Linked DNA regions of Homo sapiens: region 2 is linked to region 1. Evidence: read pairs that join two places in POLR2A ChIA-PET (ENCODE). Cell type or tissue: K562. All regions are shown on one strand. Each heading gives the region's core, and the rest is flanking DNA. Links, peaks and the distances in the headings are about the cores only. Region 1 overlaps LOC105378621 (a long non-coding RNA gene). Region 2 has its middle 10 kb from the start of SDC3.

Region 1 (8,449 bases), core at 234-8,233:
GGTGGGGTTGCTATAGTTCTGGGAAGCTTTATGGCCCCCAAATGTATACCTGCCACCAACATCACCAACATCTGTACCTCAGAGAAACTAAGGCCCTGGCTGGGATTTTTTTCTCCTGTTTCGCAGACCCCCGTCTGATGAGCTGATGGGGTACCTTGTCTCTGTGAGGTGAGTGGCAGCATCCCCACATGGTGGATGAAGAGACTGAGTCTCAGGCGGCCTCGTGATTGGGCCACTCCCAACCTTTCCGGCCTCAGCGCCTGCCCCTTCCTGGGACATCCCAGGGCCTCCGGCCTCCCAGCCGAGACTCACACTGTCCCCTCTGCCCAGAATACCTTCTTCTTGGGAGGAATGTCCATCCTTTAGGTCTTAGCTCAAATGCTCTTTTATTTGTCCTTATTTCAGAAATTGTGGTAACGTATTCGTCCATTTCTGTTGCTTGTAACAGAATACCTGAAACTGGGTAGTTTACAAAGACAAGGAATTTATTTTATACGGTTCTGGAGCCTGTGAAGTCCAAGGTTGAGGGGCCGCATCTGGTGAGGACCTCCTTGCTGGTGGGGACTCTGCAGAGTCCAGAGGCCACACAGGATATCACATGGTGAGGGGGCTGAGGTGCTGGCCCGGGTCTCTCTTCCTCTTCTTATAAAGCCGCCAGTCCCATGATAATCAATTAACCATTAACCCATTAATCCATGAATCCATGAATAGATTAAACCATTCATGAGGGCAGAGCCTTCATGACCCAATCACCTCTTAAAGGACCACCTCTCAGGCCAGGCCTGGTGCCTCACGCCTGTAATCCCAGCACTTTGGGAGGCCAAGGTGGGCAGATCACCTGAGGTCAGGAGTTTGAGACCAGCCTGGCCAACATGGTGAAACCCTGTCTCTGCTAAAAATACAAAAATTAGCCGGGCATGGTGACGGGCACCTCTAATCCCATCTTCTTGGAAAGCTGAGGCAGGAGAATAGCTTGAATCTGGGAGGTGGAGGTTGCAGTGAGCCAAGACTGTGCCACTCCACTCCACTCCACTCCACTCCACTCCACTCCACTGTGGAGGTTGCAGTGAGCCGAGATCGTGCCACTCCACTTCACTCTACTCCACTCCACTGTGGAGGTTGCAGTGGGCCGAGATCATACCACTCCACTCCACTCCACTCCAGCCTGAGCGACAGAGCAAGACTCCATCTCAAAAAAAAAAAAAAAAAAAAAAAAAGAAGAAGACCACCTCTCACCTCTCAATATTGCCACATTGGAGATTAAACTTCAACATGAGTTTTGGAGGGGACAAATGTTGAAACTATAGCACAGATACATAACATAAAATCTATCATTTTAACAATTTTAAGTGTACAGTTCAGTGGCATTCACTACACTCACAGTGCTGTGCAGCCATCACCACCGTCCATCTCCAGAGCTTTGTCATCTTCCCAAACTCAAACTCTGTGCCCATCAAACAATAACCCCCATTTCTTCCCTCCTCTCTGCCTCTGGCAACCTCCATTCTACCTTCTGTCACTATGAACTTGACTACTGTAGGTATCTCATATAGGCAGGATTATATAATAGGCTCCTCCTTTTGAGTCTGGCTGATTTCACTCAGCATAATGTCCTCAAGGTTCACCCACGTTGTAGCATGCGTCAGAATTTCCTTCATTTTTCAGGCTGAATAATATACCATCGTGTGCCTTGGTCACATTTTGTTTATCCATTCATCCATGGATGGCCACTTGGGTTGCTTCCTCCTTTTGACTATGTGAATAATGCTGCTATGAACATTGGGGTTGAACAAATATCTGTTCAAGTTCCCGTTTCAGTTCTCTTGGGTGCATCCACAGAAGTAGAATTCCCAGGTCATGTGATAATTCCATGTTTAATTTTTGAAGGACTGCCATATTGTACTCCCACGGTGGCTCTACCATCTTACAGTCTTGCTAGCAATGTACAAGGGTTCCAATTTCTCCACGTTCTCACTAACACTTGCTATTTTCTGTCTTAAAAAAAAAAATAACAGATGGCCAGGTGCAGTGGCTCATGCCCATAATCTCAGCGATTTGGGAGGCTGAGGCAGGAGGATCACTTAAGCTCAGGAGTTTGAGAACAGCCTGGGTAACATAGTGAGACCCTGTATCTACCAAAAAAAAAAAAAAAAAAGTTAGCTGGGTGTGGTGGTGCACGCCTGTAGTCCCAGCTACTGGGGACACTGAGGTGGGAGGATTGCTTGAGCCTGGGAGGTTGAGGCTGCAGTGCGCTGTGATCACACCACTGCACTCCAGCCTGAGCAACAGAGTGACTGAGATCCTGCCTTAGAAAAAAAAAAAAAAAGCCGTCCTGATGGAGGTGGAGTGGTGTCTGAGCATTGTGCCAGGCACTTTGTGGCATTATTTCATTTATCATATTATTATTATCCCCATTTGGCAGACGAGAAAACCGAGCTTCAGGGAGGTAGAGTCGCTGCCCTAAGTAACAGGGAGTCTGAGCTCTAAGCTCCTGCCCTGCCCGTGTGGTGCCTTCTCTGGGATTTATTAGGTGCCTGGGATGGAGTTCCCCAGATGGCCAGCAGGGGGCGCCCTTGACCCGGAGTCTAGCCTGGGCTTGAGGGTGGGGAGGGCAGAGCGGAGGGCTCAGAGTCCCTCAGTCCAAACCACTTACTCTATCCCCATTTTACCCTCCTCACCGCCAACCCAGTTCCCAGCCTCTGACTGCAGAGAACCCTGCAGCAGGGACTCAGGCAACTTGATAGAAGTGGGAGAGGTCCCATTAACAAGCCTTGTGACCTTGGGTGTGTGGTTGAACCACTCGGAGCCTGTTTCCCGTCTCTGAAATGGGGGCTACCACTGCTGCCTTGAGGATCTATCGATAGCCCTGCAAGTCAGGCATTTTGGCTTCCTGGAAGGTTGAGATGATGCTGCTGTTTTGGGGAATGGAAAAATGAGCATTTACTGGGTGCTAATTATGTACTGGGTGCTAATTATATGCTGGGTGCTTCCAATGGGACATTTTATTTTATGCCAACATAGTGAAATAAGGAATATTATTCCCATGTTACAGACGAGGAAACTGGGCTCGGAGAAGAGAAGTGAGTTGCTCAAAGCTCACATAGCCAGAAAACAACAGAGCTGGAATTCAAACCCAGCTTCTCCTTCTCCTCCAGGTGACCATTCAAACAAAGGCTAATGTGTGGTCTGGGGAGGGACAGGGAGACGAAGAGGCAGAGCTGCTTGCCTCCCCCTTCCTCCTTGGACTCTGCGGCCAGGCCGCCTGCCTTTGGCTCCACCACCTACTAGTTCTGTCCCCAAGGGCTGATCACTCCACCTCCCCGAGCCTCAGTTTTCTCATATGTACAATAGAGATAATCAACTTTGGATGATTCCGGATTTTAACAGTGAAAGGAAACGTCTTGGGTCAAAGGGAAGTCCCAGGCACAGCCGGTTTCAGGGATGGAAATAACGGGGTTATCCTTCTCTATCATTTATTCTTGGTTTCTCAGTCGCCTCTCCACCTCTCTGGGCTCTGCTCATCTCTGGGTTGGTGGCCTCACTTTCTCCTACTGCAGGCTTGCTTCCTTGATGTGGTGGGTGAAGAAAGGAAGGCAGGGCCACAGAGAGCGTTGGGCTTACATCTTTCCAGCTTTTCACCCTCGGGAAAGAGAGAGCTTCTCTACTCACAGCCAAATATTAAATCACAGGGAAAGAGTCTGATTGGCTAGGCTTATCTATTCCTGGGCCAATCACTGTGGCCAGTTGGAGATGAGGCATCCTAACTGGCTGATCTAGGTTACATGTCTGCCCCTGTGGTTGGGAGTGGGGAGTCTGGATAAGCAGCCTCACCAGAAGCACTTGGAGTGGGGCCAGGGCAATCAGTCATAGCTAACGCATCACTTACCATGTGCCAGTGTTGTTCTCAGCACATTGAACGCACAAATTCATTTAATTCTCACAACCAGGGTCCCATTCTACAGGTGAGGCAACTGAGGCAGAGAGGCACACAGCTGGTGAGTGGTGGGATTTGAACCCATTCTGGTTCCAGAGCACAGGCTCTAGTTCACCTGGAGGAAGGCTGTGGCATTATCAGAAGCAGAAGGGAAGGGCTGCCTGGCAGACAAACCCTGTTCCCTCCAGCACCCGTGGTATTCTTGGATGACAAAGAAGTCACCCCTTCCTGGGCTCGGCACACAGTAGGCCTTGTGGAATAGATGTTCTTCCCTTTCCTTGGAAAATCAGGGCAGACCAGCCTTATCCCCAAGGAACCAGGTTGGTGCTGTCCAGTTGAAAGTTCTCTGTGGACGTAGCCCCAGCCTAGGAAGCTCCAATGGCCACTGCTCCCCCTGCCGGGAAAACTGGAGGTGGCCATTGGGCCCTTCCGCCCCACCAGCCTGCACAGAGGGCTCTCTCAGTGTGGAGGGACCTCGGGTGAGAGGTGTGAAGTGGGAGGAGGGCGGGGAGTCTGGCTGGATCCCCCCTCATCCCGCTACCACCCGCACCAGGCTCCTTCCCTCCGTGTTATCCTTGGAGCTGAGGCTGGGGGCCGGGGGCTCACCAGGGGCGGTGGTGGGCCTCTGCTGGGTACACAAACACCAGTCAGCCATCCAGTGGCCAGTGAACAAGGCGAGCCCTCAGCAGAACTCGATAAGGTTTCCAAAAACAAGACGGGGCCGTTGAAAGGCTACATTACTCCCTCTTGCTGACAGCTGCTAATTTATGCTAATCAGATGCAGGAAAACCCCAAGTTCCCAGTGGGCCCCAGGAGACAGGGAGAATCCAGCCCTGCTGAGCAGGAGGGTGAAGTGGACCTGTGTTCCCGTGGCCGCCCGGCCCCTGCCCTGCCCTGGGCCCCAGAGTGGCCTCAGTTCTCCTGGTCCCTCGCTCTGCTGGGCCAAGAGGGGCTGGGACCTTGTCCTGGGTGCCAGGGCCCCTGAGAAAGATTAGGGGGATGGGGTTTTGGGGTCAGTCTGTGGCCTGGCTGAAAACAGGCAAGGTGGCTGCCACGAGCCACGCACTCAGCCATTAATTCACTGACTCCTCCTCAACTCCGCGAGGTGGGAGTCACTGTGGCTGTGAGGAAACAGAGGCCTGGGGTGGTTCAGTGACTTGCTCAAGGTGGCCTGGAAATGGAAGCATTGGGTGACAACTCTGGTGTCAGGCATCCTGGGCTGAGCTCCTGGATCGGCCACGGAATAGCTGCGTGACCTTGGGCAAATTGCTTAACCTCTGCGTGTCAGTCCCCTCATGAGTAAAGCGGGAATGATGGCCATATGTCCTCATGGGATGTTTGGACCATTAAATGAAATGCTGGCATGCGGCGGGCAAGAGCAGAGTTGGTCATGGCCTTTAGCAAACTGAGGCGTGGCCTGGAGTCCGACTCCATGGGTCTGACTCCGAAGCCCAAGTTCCTCCAAAGGCCCCAGGCTCTTTCCTCCCTGAGGAGTCTGGGGACAAGAAAATTCCCAAGGCACAGCCCCTTCCCATCCGAGGCCCCCACCCACATGATATGACCAAATGCAGAGTGCAGGGGGCAGTGAGATCCCTGGGCCTGCTCCGGACTCCTCCAGGCCTCTCAGCAGGCAGCCTCGGCTCATGGAAAGGGCATGGGGTTGAGGACCAGGGACGAGGACTCCAGCCCCAGCTCGGCCTCTTCTTTCCCACCAAGTGGCTCAGGGGTGGCCTTTTTGATGTGAGATGAGACACTGGACATTGCATTCCCCGTGGTCTGCAGGGCTGTGTGTAGGGTGTCATCATTTCTGCCTCTTACCTTGGCCTGTGCTGTTTCTAGGCCCTGACCCCCCTTTCCTAGGTCAGGGCCGGTCTCCTCTGTCCAGCCTTGCTGGCTGCCCCTGGGTCCCCATGACTTTCCTTTCCTTTCCCTTTTCTTTCCCCTTTTCTTTCCCCATTCTTTCCCCTTTCCTTTCCCCTTTCCTTTCCCTTTTCCTTTCCTTTCCTTTCCTTTCCTTTCCTTTCCTTTCCTTTCCTTTCCCCTTTCCTTTCCTTTCCCCTTTCCTTTCCTTTCCGCTTTCCTTTCCTTTCCTTTCCTTTCCTTTCCTTTCCTTTCCTTTCCTTTCCTTTCCTTTCCTTTCCTTTCCTTTCCTTTCCTTTCCTTTCCTTTCCTTTCCTTTCCTTTCCCCTCTTTCCTTTCTTTGGAGTCTCACTCTGTCATGCTGGAGCACGGGTGGCGTGATCTCGGCTCCCTGCAATCTCTGCCTCCCAGGTTCAATTGATTCTCGTGCCTCAGCCTCCCGAGTAGCTGGGAGGGACATGCACCACCACGCCTGGCTAATTTTTTGTATTTTTAGTAGAGATGGGGTGTCACCATGTTGGCCAGGCTGGTCTTGAACTCCTGACCTCAAGTGATCCACCCACCTTGGCCTCCCAAAGTGCTAGGATTACAGGCGTGAGCCACTGTGCCAGGCCGAGAGTGCATTTCTTTAACCCTTTGCTGCTGGCCTCATGCTCCTTGGGGTCCATTCTCACTCCTTCCCTCAGACTCCCTCCCTCCCTCCTCAGTTCAGCTCCCCTCCCCGCTCCCCAGTTGCTCTCCTCACCACACATCTGCAGCCTCACCCAGTCACTGTGGCTCAGGCACTGGCACGGGGATGGGATGGCCTGGTGGTCAGCACTGGCTGCTACCTGTCTGTTTCCTCGCAGGAGGAGCTGACTGAGCCTCAGTGTCCCCAGATAAGGAGGGGAGTATGCTCCCAGAAGCGTCTCCTGGGGGGCTAAGTGAAAGCCGGGCCAACCCTTCGTCCAGAGCCCTATGTCCACGAGGACCAGCCTGGCAGGCACGGGCCCTTCTGGCACCAGCGTCCTGAAGGGCTGAGCAGTTGGTGACTGGATAATCCTTTTCTGAGTGTATCATGACCTCTGGTTGTGTGAGGAAGCCCAGAGACCGACTATGGCTTCCTTGGGCTTCCAGAACATTCTTGGGTTTCTGGAACCATCAGAGCCACGGTAATCTGGTGATTCTGGGTGGGCCGTCTGGGGGCCTGGGCCTTGCAGCTGTGAAGAATTCATTTAAATTTTCCATGGAGGGATTGGCTCCCGGCCAGGCCACGTGAGTTATTTTGAGGCACTCTGGTCGGTGCTCTCTGCCCTGCCCTCGTCCAAGTAAACGAGCCCCACCGAGTGGGCCTGGAAACCCCACCCAGCCTTGTTTATGGCCCTGCTGGGCTCTGTGGCTGGTCAGTGGCCAGAATCTGGCATCTGCCCCCCATTCCCTCACCCCAGGCTGGGTGGAGTAGGCACAGGATGGTAAAATGTCCTGACCCATTCATGGCAGTGTGGTTTCTGGGCCAGGCAGGGGCATCCTGAACTGAAGAAAAATAAAAATAAGATAAACATAGCAATCCCAATGTCACCCTTCTGGGAGGCCTCCCCTCGTGTGTCAGGGCATGCGGTACAGCCGGAGACCAGGAGAAGACCATGTCCCTGCCGGCCTACCACGGGCACACAGCCCAGCACCGGCAAAGCTGCCCTGCCATTTTTCCACTGAGAAGTGCTTCAGCGCATTCAAGGTTGGCTCTGGTTGAGTGTCTGGGGGCCCGGGGGTCCCGCCCCCTCTTTCCCACTGCGTTGCCCCCCAACCAGAGGCTCATGCTCAGCTGCTTGCTCTCTCCAAGATCCTCCCCAGAGGCCGGGGTCCCAGCTCACCTGGGAGGGTCGGAGAAGGTCCCACTGCCCCCTCGGGGCGGGCCTGGGTCTTTTCCAGTCCTCTAGTGAGTGAAGCACCCTCAAGTCCATGCCTGCTCAGGGCATGGGGCAGGGGTGTCCCTCACATGGAACAGCTTTGGTGACCCATGGAGCCAAAAGATCCCCCTGCTCCCAGCAGTCAGAGGGGAAGGGACAAGGCTCCCATCAGGGCAGACTCCCCTGTCCACTGTCTTTCAGTCAGGACGACCGCAGGGGCAGCTGCGGAAACCAGCTTTGCAAAAGTTATACCAGTTATATCGGGGGTCAAACGCCTCACACACCTGCACTTTATGTCCATGGCAACCCTAGCAGGTGGATTCCATTCAGGAGTATGCTGGTAAACAGGCTCTCTAAAAAAACAAAGCAACCAACCAACCTCAAACACAACAACTACTGATTCGTAGTATTTGTCAATTCTCACACTTCCATGGAGGCCCATGAGGCCACTGAACTCAGAGTTAAGCCATAGGACCTCTCCAGCATGCACCGGTCCTGTTCCCATGCCAACCATGAGCTGGGGAGCGGTCTCCATTCACAGATTCAGATGCATGGGGAAAGCACCCTGCCTCTGCTTCCTGAACTGACCTTTGTTTCTATTTTAGATCCTCATTCCATTAAGCGATGGAAGCCCCACATCTAGACATCATGGTTCCCACTGGCCCCTGCCCAGGCTTGTCTAGGGTGTGGGGGTTTATGTGGCGCTGAGACACCGGTGGGGAGGGACACATTAGATTCTTAGCATTGTCCCCTCTCAGCTTCCCCTGTG
Region 2 (8,449 bases), core at 312-8,311, 140 kb before region 1:
GCTAGTCTCAAACTCCTGGCCTCAAGTGATCTGCCCACCTTGGCCTCCCAAAGTGCTGGGATTACAGGCATGAGCCACTGCACCCAGCCTGATGTTGTTGTTGTTTTTATTGTCTTCCCTGCAGTCCAAATTATGTTGTTTTTTAGTAGGTCTTCGATTATTTGAGAAAAATTAGTCTTCAGTATTTAAAAAAAAGCCAAGCTTTAACTACGTAACTTTCTGTATTTGCCTTTAAAATCTTTTATCACTTTGATATTGTTTCACAATGACTTATGATCCTTTTTAATCAAGTGTTTCAAACATTTTGACATTTTTGACAGCTTCTCAAAATTAATTCTAAATTAAGTGTTTTCCACCTCACATTAACTTTGGGAGTTTCCAGAAGTGTCCCTGGAATATTTCAAAATAATTTATTTTCTCTCCTTGTAAATGAGAAGTGTTAAACTAATTAGGCTTATTTGATATGTTAATTGCATGGAAGATGTTGTCAAATAATAAGTGATACTAATCCTTCTTTAAGTTATATGTGTTATTGATATGAGTATCCCAGGAAATGTGTAGAATTCCTAGAAATCTGATATATCCTGGTATATTGTTATCAGTCATAAATCTAATTATTATCTTAAGATGCTATATGCCACAAAACACCAAATTTCCTTCCTGAAAGCATTTGAATGCCACTATGATACAAAAGCACAAGAGATTCATTAGAAAAGGCTGACAATACAGCTTTCTGATAAGATCATACTATGGAACTGTGTAAAAATTTCCAAAACTGTAATGGGAAACTGATGGACTCATAAAACTGCTAATCCAATATCAAGGAAAACAAAAATTAATTATATGAGACTAAACTGATGAAAATAATTTTAATTTTTTATGAGTTTTTCTTTGAAGCATTGCTGGTTCTAAGAAATGTTTTATTTTCTAAATTTAAGGAGACTTTTTTTCTCTTCCCTTAACTGTCTACAATAACAATTTGATAAAATATATCTTTGTAGGCCAGGTGCAGTGGCTCACACCTGTAATCCCAGAACTTTGGGAGGCCGAGGTGGGTGGATCACGATGTCAGGAAATCGAGACCATCCTAGCTAACACAGTGAAACCCCGTCTCTACTAAAAATACAAAAAAAAAAAAAAAAAATTAGCTGGGTGTGGTGGCGGGTGCCTGTAGTCCCAGCTACTCGGGAGGCTGAGGCAGGAGAATGGCCTGAACCCGGGAGGCGGAGCTTGCAGTGAGCCGAGATCACGCCATTGCAATCCAGCCTAGGCGACAGTGAGACTCTGTGTAAAAAAAAAAAAAATCTATATATCTATATATCTATATATATATCTTTGTAAACAAAAATGCAACATTTATCTTTCTCTCCCTACCTGATTACTCCAGAATTTGGAAACTCTTATTAAATATTTTTATTTGCAATATGAGTATTATCATAGGTTCAATAAAAATTGGTTCTCATAACAGAACATAATTGGGCAAGTTCTTAGTTTGGCTTCTTCAAGAAGTTTTAAAATACCTGTTCTGAGATTTCTCATTATCAGACAGTTTTTGAAAACTAAGGTTGATTGATACAAAGTCACGAAAGCCCCTTGGATATGAACAGAGCTCTGATTAAAGTATCATATTTAAAAATATACACGAAATTATTATGTTACATTTCTGTAAACAATCAGGTCAAATTTAATGGAATTAGACTTATTTTGAAAAAAAGAACTATGATTATTTTTGGTAAAAACAGGAGTGATGATTAAAAAAAGATTGTTATTTCAGTTAAACACTATAGTGCACCCATTATCAAATTCTAGTTCTGTTCATTTTCTTTGAGGTTTTGTTATCTATCTGTAAACTGAATTAAATTCCGAAACTTTCTAGTTTCACTAAAAACTAAAACTGCTCCTTTCCTAAGCCCTATAAGCTGAAACTCAATGACTTTAAGTTTTAGAAATATCACTACAACAGGTCATGTACGGGCAACTTTCATGCCTGCTACTATACGCGTCATGTGGAGAGTTTACTGGCACACTGCCTGATGCCATAGCCAGAGTCATTCAACGCCATCTTCATTCCGTCATCTAAAGATGCTTCCCACTCACATCTAGACATCTCAGCTAGCTGCCCTTGAGACTCAAAAACTAACATCATAATTTGCTCCAGATGTTAACCTTTGTTTTTCTTTTGTTTTCGTAGAACAAAACCTTGAATTCCCTTCAAGGGATACAATCTGAAGTGAACAATTTGCCTCAATAATACTCCAACGTAGTTCTTGATACCTTCACAGCTTAATAAGGAGGAGCTTGTGTTTTTATTGATTAAGAAATGTTTCGGCCAGTGAGGGAGTGGTGGCTCACGCCTGTAATCCCAATATTTTGGGAGACTGAGGTGGGCGGATCACCTGAAGTCAGGAGTTTGAGACCAGCCTGGCCAACATGGTGAAACCCCGTCTCTACTAAAATATCACAAAAATTAGCCGGGTGCGGTGGTGCATGTCTGTAATCTCAGCTACTTGGGAGACTGAGGCAGGAGAATCACTTGAACCTGGGAGGTGGAGGTTGCAGTGAGCTGAGATCACACCACTGCACTCCAGCCTGGGCGAACAGAGTGAGACTCTGTCTCAAAAAAAAAAAAAAAAAAGTTGCTTTTATGTTAATAAGAAACTGTTGCCCAAAATTTAAAGCTCTTTTTTTTGAGACAGGGTCTTACCCTGTCACCCAGGCTGGAATGCATGCAGTGGTGCGATCATGGCGCACTGCAGCCAGGACCTCCTGAGCTCAAGCCATCCTCCTACCTCAGCCTCCTGAGTAGCTGGGACCACAGGTATGAGCCATCACACCTGGCTAATAAAGGCTCTTAAGAAACAAATACAAGTCTTAGCAGATAGGTGCTACCTCCTTCATTGATATGTTTTAGCTGGTGAAATCTTGGCTCCTGGGAATCTTTGTTCCAGGGCGTTTTTCAGTCCTTGGCTATTATTTTCCTTATAGTTATTCTATTCACCCCCTTTGTGCATTGTATCCTCTCAAGGGTTTTAAATGACACCGTTTCACCCTATAATCCCAGCACTTTGGGAGACTAAGGCCGAAAGATTGCTTGAAGCCAGGAGTTCTCAACCAGCCTGGGCAACAAAGTAAGACCTTGTCTCTACAAAAAAATTTTATTTTAATTAGCCCAGTGCAGTGGCGTGTGCCCGTAGTCCCAGCTACTCAGGAGGCTGAGGTGGGAGGATCATTGAGCCCAGGAATTCAAGGCTGCAGTGAACTATGATGGTGCCACTGCACTCCAGCCTGGGTGACCGAGCAAGACCCAGTCTCTAAAAAATAAGTACATAAATAAATGCTTTCCCGCAGCCACTTGCATATCGAATGATTGCCAGCAGGATTTAACAACCTGGAGAACTGAGCAAGCCCACCACTAGGGCCTATAGTGACTATGCAATTTTGGATACCAATGACCACAAGACCACAGTCCTAACGCAGCTGTTGATGATAGCATCTACATGGCTCTGTTCCAGACTGTGTTAACGGTAGTAACTGAGAATAATGCCATACTCTGGTCACACTCTCAGCTTGCTTTTGAAACTGCCCCTATAAACTTTATAAAATTAATCAGGGAAGAAGAGAGGGGGAATAATGAAAATAAACTGAGCTTGTAGCACGTTCAGCCTTCATTTTGAGGTCAGCTCACTCTCTGACCTGCCTCCTCACAGCTGCTTTTTGCAACCTGTTGACCTAGAATCACGAGACCCTGTTACAGGACGATAGTTCCCCTTAGCTGCTCTGCAGATAACAACTTGAACATTAGGAAGCCTTAAGTTCTCTCTTTGAGCTATTCCTTCAGGTCCTGCATACTGAGGAAACTGCTGACTCAGCTGGTTTGAAGGACCTGACTGGTTTGAAGAGCTGACTCACCAAAAAATGCAGTTTCCATGTCCTGATGATGTCATCCCCCTTACTCAAAACCATCAATGACCCAAGTTTTCTAGCCCCTCACCCTCAACAATCCCCTTAGAAATCCCAGCCCAGAACTCCTCGGAGGGATGGATTTGAGGATCTCCTCGCTTGGTGCCCTGTGATCAGTAAACTCTTTCTGCTTCTGCAAACCCTGCTGTCTCCATGTAATGGGGTCTGTTACTGTGCAGTGGGCAGAGGAACCATAGTCCTGTAATACTTTATTTATTTTTCAGGATGGAGTCTCCTGAGGCTGGGCGTGTTGGCTCACACCTGTAATCTCAGCACTCTGGGAGGCCGAGGCCTTTGGGATCACGAGGTCAGGAGTTCGAGACCAGCCTGGCCGAGATGGTGAAACCCCATCTTTTCTAAAAATACAAAAATTAGCCTGGCGCAGTAGTGGGCGCCTGTAATCCCAGCTACTTGGGAGGCTGAGGCAGGAGAATTGCTTGAACCTAGGAGGCAGAGGTTGCAGTGAGCCGAGATCACACCACTGTACTCTAGCCTGGGTGACAGAGTGAGACTCCGTCTCAAAAAAAAAAAAAAAAAAAAAGAAGATGGAGTCTCCTCTGTTGCCCAGGCTGGAGTGCAATGGTATGATCTTGGCTCACTGTAACCTCTGCCTTCCGGGTTAAAGCGATTCTCCTCCCTCAGCTTCCTGAGTAGATGAAATTACAGGCACGCGCCACCATACCCGGCTAATTTTTTGTGTTTTTAGTAGAGACAAGGTTTCATCATTTTGACCAGGCTGGTCTTGAACTCCTGATATCAGTTGATCCACCCGCCTCGGCCTCCCAAAGTGCTGGGATTACAGGCGTCAGCCATTGTGCCCAGCCCTATAACCCTTTCACTTGTTAAATTAAAATGGAGACCAGGTCTGAAGAATCCCAGAGCAGACAAAACCAGTTAGGCCTCATACATGACCTCAACCTTGCTTGATTTGCAAACATAAGCAAAAATTGAGCTATTTCTTGTAAATGCCTCTATTAAAGAAAAACAGAACTTCAGCTCAACCAGTCAGAAGTAGTCCACAAATTTTTATATAACGGGGGACTTTCTAACGGCATAGACCAAATAAACAACTATATAATTGCAACCAATCAAATAATTTATTTTACTTCTGCGTTTATCCCTTAAATACTTGCCTCTGATGATTTGTCACTGGAACATTAAACCTCTTCTGGTTTGGTGTTTCCCAGTTCATGAATTGCTTTTCACTCAAAGAAGCACTTTAAACTTATCTGTGGGATCTAACAATCAAAACAATTAAACTCAGGAAGATAGAGAACAGAAGGTTGGTTACCAGATGCTGGGAAGGCTAGTGAGGGGGTAGAGGAGAGGAGGTGGGGACGACAGTTAATGGGTGCAACAAAAAAGAAAGGATGATAAGACCTAGTATTTGATAGTACAAAAGGGTGACTATAGTCAATAATAACCTTTTTTTTTTTTTTTGGAGACAGAGTCTCACCCAGGCTGGAGTGCAGTGGCCCGACCTCGGCTCACTACAACCTCTGCCTCTTGGGTTCAAGCAATTCTCTGCCTCAGCCTCCCGAGTAGCTGGGATTACAGGCACCTGTCACCATGCCTGGCTAATTTTTATATTTTTAGTAGAGATGGGGTTTCACCATCTTGGCCAGGCTGGTCTTGAACTCCTGACCTTGTGATCCACCCACCTCAGCCTCCCAAAGTGCTAGGATTACAGGCATGAGCCACCACACCCGGTCCTTTTTTTTTTTTTTTTTTTTTTTTTTTTGAGACAGAGTCTCACTCTGTTGCCCAGGCTGGAGTACAGTGGCACGATCTTGGCTCACTGCAACCTCCGCCTCCCAGGTTCAAGCTATTCTCCTGCCTCAGCCCCCCGTGTAGCTGGGATTACAGGCACACACCACTACCTCCGGCTACTTTTTGTATTTTCAGTAGAGAAGGAGTTTCACTGTGTTGTCCAGGCTGGTCTTGAACTCCTGGGCTCAAGTGATCTGCCCACCTCGGCCTCCCAAAGTGCTGGGATTACAGACGTGAGGCACTGTACCTGGCCTAGTCAACAATAATTTAATCGGCCGGGTGCGGTGGCTCAAGACTGTAATCCCAGCACTTTGGGAGGCTAAGGCGGGTGGATCACCAGGTCAGGAGACTGAGACCAGCCTGGCTAACACGGTGAAACCCCATCTCTACTAAAAATACAAAAAAAAAAAAAAATTAGCCAGGTGTGGTGGTGGGCACCTGTAGTCCCAGCTACTCAGGAGGCTGAGGCAGGAGAATGGCGTGAACCCAGGAGGTGGAGCTTGCAGTGAGCAGAGATCACGCCACTGCACTCCAGCCTGGGCAACAGAGAGAGACTCCGTTTAAAAAAACAAATAAATAAATAAATAAAAATTAAAATTAACATAATAATAATTTAATCATACTTTTAAAAATAACTTAAAGTGTATAATTGGATTACACTTCCTGGTGCTCCTAGATACCAGCATGGGAACATGTCCTTGGGCAGGGCTGGACCAACAACTCCAGGGGCCGAAGCCAACCTGTTCCAGGGTCCTGGCAGCCACCTGCCCCCTCCCTGTGGAACCTCAGACTCTCTCAGTTCCCGTGGGGGAAGGGTGGGGTATCCTCGCCCTCCCACCTCAGGTCTGGGGTGAACCAGACAAAGAATGACTTAAAAGTAGTGGCCTAGGGGCTGGGCATGGTGGCTCATGCCTGTAATCCCAGCACGTTGGGAGGCCGAGGCGGGCGGATCACGAGGTCGGGAGATCGAGACCTTCCTGGCTAACACATGGTGAAACCCCGTCTCTACTAACAATACAAAAAAATTAGCCAGGCGTGGTGGCAGGCGCCTGTAGTCCCAGCTACTCAGGGGGCTGAGGTAGGAGAATGGCGTGAACCCAGGAGGCGGAGCTTGCAGTGAGCCGAGATCACGCCACTGTACTCCAGCCTGGGTGACAGAATGAGATTCTGTCTAAAAAAAAAAAAAAAAAAAAATTAGTGGCATAGGGTTGGGTGTGGTGGCCCACCATAGTTCCAGCTACTCCAGAGGCTGAGGCAGGAGGATCTCTCGATCCCAGGAGATAGAGGCTGCAGTGAGCTGTGATTGTGCCACTGCACTTCAGCCTGGACAACAGAGTGAGACCCTGTCTCTAAAAATAACAACAACAAAAACACAGTGGTCTGCTCCATGTGACTGTGGGCCTTGCCCTATGCTGGGTGCTGTCCTGTGTTGCTTTGTTTGCCTCCCTCCAGCCTTGTGAGCCGTCACTGACCCTAACTTGCATGGGAGGAAAATGGCCCTGGCCACTGGCCTGGAAGTGGCAGACCCAGAATTTGAGCCCCGAGTGCCCCAGGCCTCTCTTTGGAGTCAGTGCTGCCAGGGCAGCTGCTCTTCCCCTCCACCATGGCCAGCGGCAGGACTGTCCGCAGAGAATTCAGGGTGGCTACCCGCATCTGATCCCTTCGCAGATGACGAGACTGAGGCCCAGGGTGGGAGAAGCACCTGCTCAGAGGCACACAGGAGGCGAGGGCAGCACTAAGGTGTCCCCTGGTGCAGTTGCTTGCCTGTTGCCTGCCTCCCATCCTTGGTGGGAGCTCCCTCAGTGTCCAGATCTGTGCCCAGCCCTCGCTGGGGCTCGATACCTCTAGGTTGAAGTTTGAATGTGGGTCCAACAGTCTCGAAAATCCAAAAAACCAAACACACACACAAATGTGATGTACTGCATATCTCAATGACAGCTGTGCTCAGAGAGGGGGACCCAGTGGTCAGTATCCACAGCCCTGGGGAAAGGGGGATCTCCCCCCACAGGCCCCGGTCACTCTCCCCCACCCACCTCCTAGAGGCAGCTGAGCTGCTGCAGCCTCAGAATGAGGTGAGAAAGAAAATATATTTTTAGGGAGGCATATTTTTGGTTCCAGGAAAATGATTCTAAATGAGCAGTTTATTCCCAGGCACGGGGGTGTGTTCCTGGAATGGCTTCTGGGGCAGTGCCCTCCTCCCATCCTCCCCTTTCTCTCTCCTCCCCTCCTCTCTCCTCACCCAGCTTCTCCACCTCTGCACAGAGAAGAGGGCAGGTGTGTGAGCACAGCTCCTGGGCCTGGGCTCTGCCAATGGTCATTTCCTAGTCCTGTGACCTTCGATGGACAGAGTGGGACGGCCTGTGGGTTTGAATGAAGACCTTGGTTGGGGAGGGGGCTTATCCTAAGAGCTCTGTCAAAACAGAGCAGCTGGTCCAGGAGAAGGGAGTGGAAGAGAGAAAGGCCCCAGGGCAAGGAGTGAAGCCACCTGGGTTCTAGTCCCAGCTCTGCCACAGGCTTATTATGTGACCTTGGGGTCAGTCACATTCCGTTTTAAGGCCTCAGTATTCTCTTCTATGAAATGGGCAGTTAAAGTAGGCCCTGCCTGCTCTGTCCATTCTAGATCACAGGGAACAAGCCTCCAGAATGTTCTCAGCCTCGTCCACACACGATGTCAGGATGAAGCCTCAAGCTGGAGCTCAGGGCCTTAGAGGCTCTCCTC

What was found. Peaks named below come from ENCODE experiments on the same cell type or tissue, not always from the same donor. Only the 100,000 strongest peaks of a DNase experiment are listed, where the experiment ranks them.
Region 2: POLR2A ChIA-PET joins it to region 1 with 11 read pairs; 9 of 35 experiments call an interaction of 5 or more read pairs at or near these places.

The regions. Positions count from the first base shown.
Region 1 is chr1:30,773,887-30,782,335 of GRCh38, reverse strand. It overlaps LOC105378621 (a long non-coding RNA gene), which reads left to right. Exons shown (of 3, transcript XR_947134.2): 1 at 1-168; 2 at 449-601; 3 at 6,643-7,257. Among named protein-coding and RNA genes, the nearest start is that of LAPTM5, 20 kb to the right of the region's middle. RefSeq lists enhancers at 2,474-2,553, 2,664-2,853 and cis regulatory regions at 2,352-2,876, 4,190-4,855. In K562, for the core only: CTCF peaks have their summits at 2,559 (motif pointing right) and 4,337 (motif pointing left); DNase peaks (open chromatin) are centred at 2,595, 3,765, 4,375, 4,655 and 1 weaker place; H3K4me3 peaks cover 1,575 bases.
Region 2 is chr1:30,914,621-30,923,069 of GRCh38, reverse strand. It overlaps the pseudogene RN7SL371P. Among named protein-coding and RNA genes, the nearest start is that of SDC3, 10 kb to the right of the region's middle. RefSeq lists an enhancer at 2,764-3,762. In K562, for the core only: a CTCF peak has its summit at 3,409; DNase peaks (open chromatin) are centred at 3,439 and 3,849; H3K4me3 peaks cover 225 bases.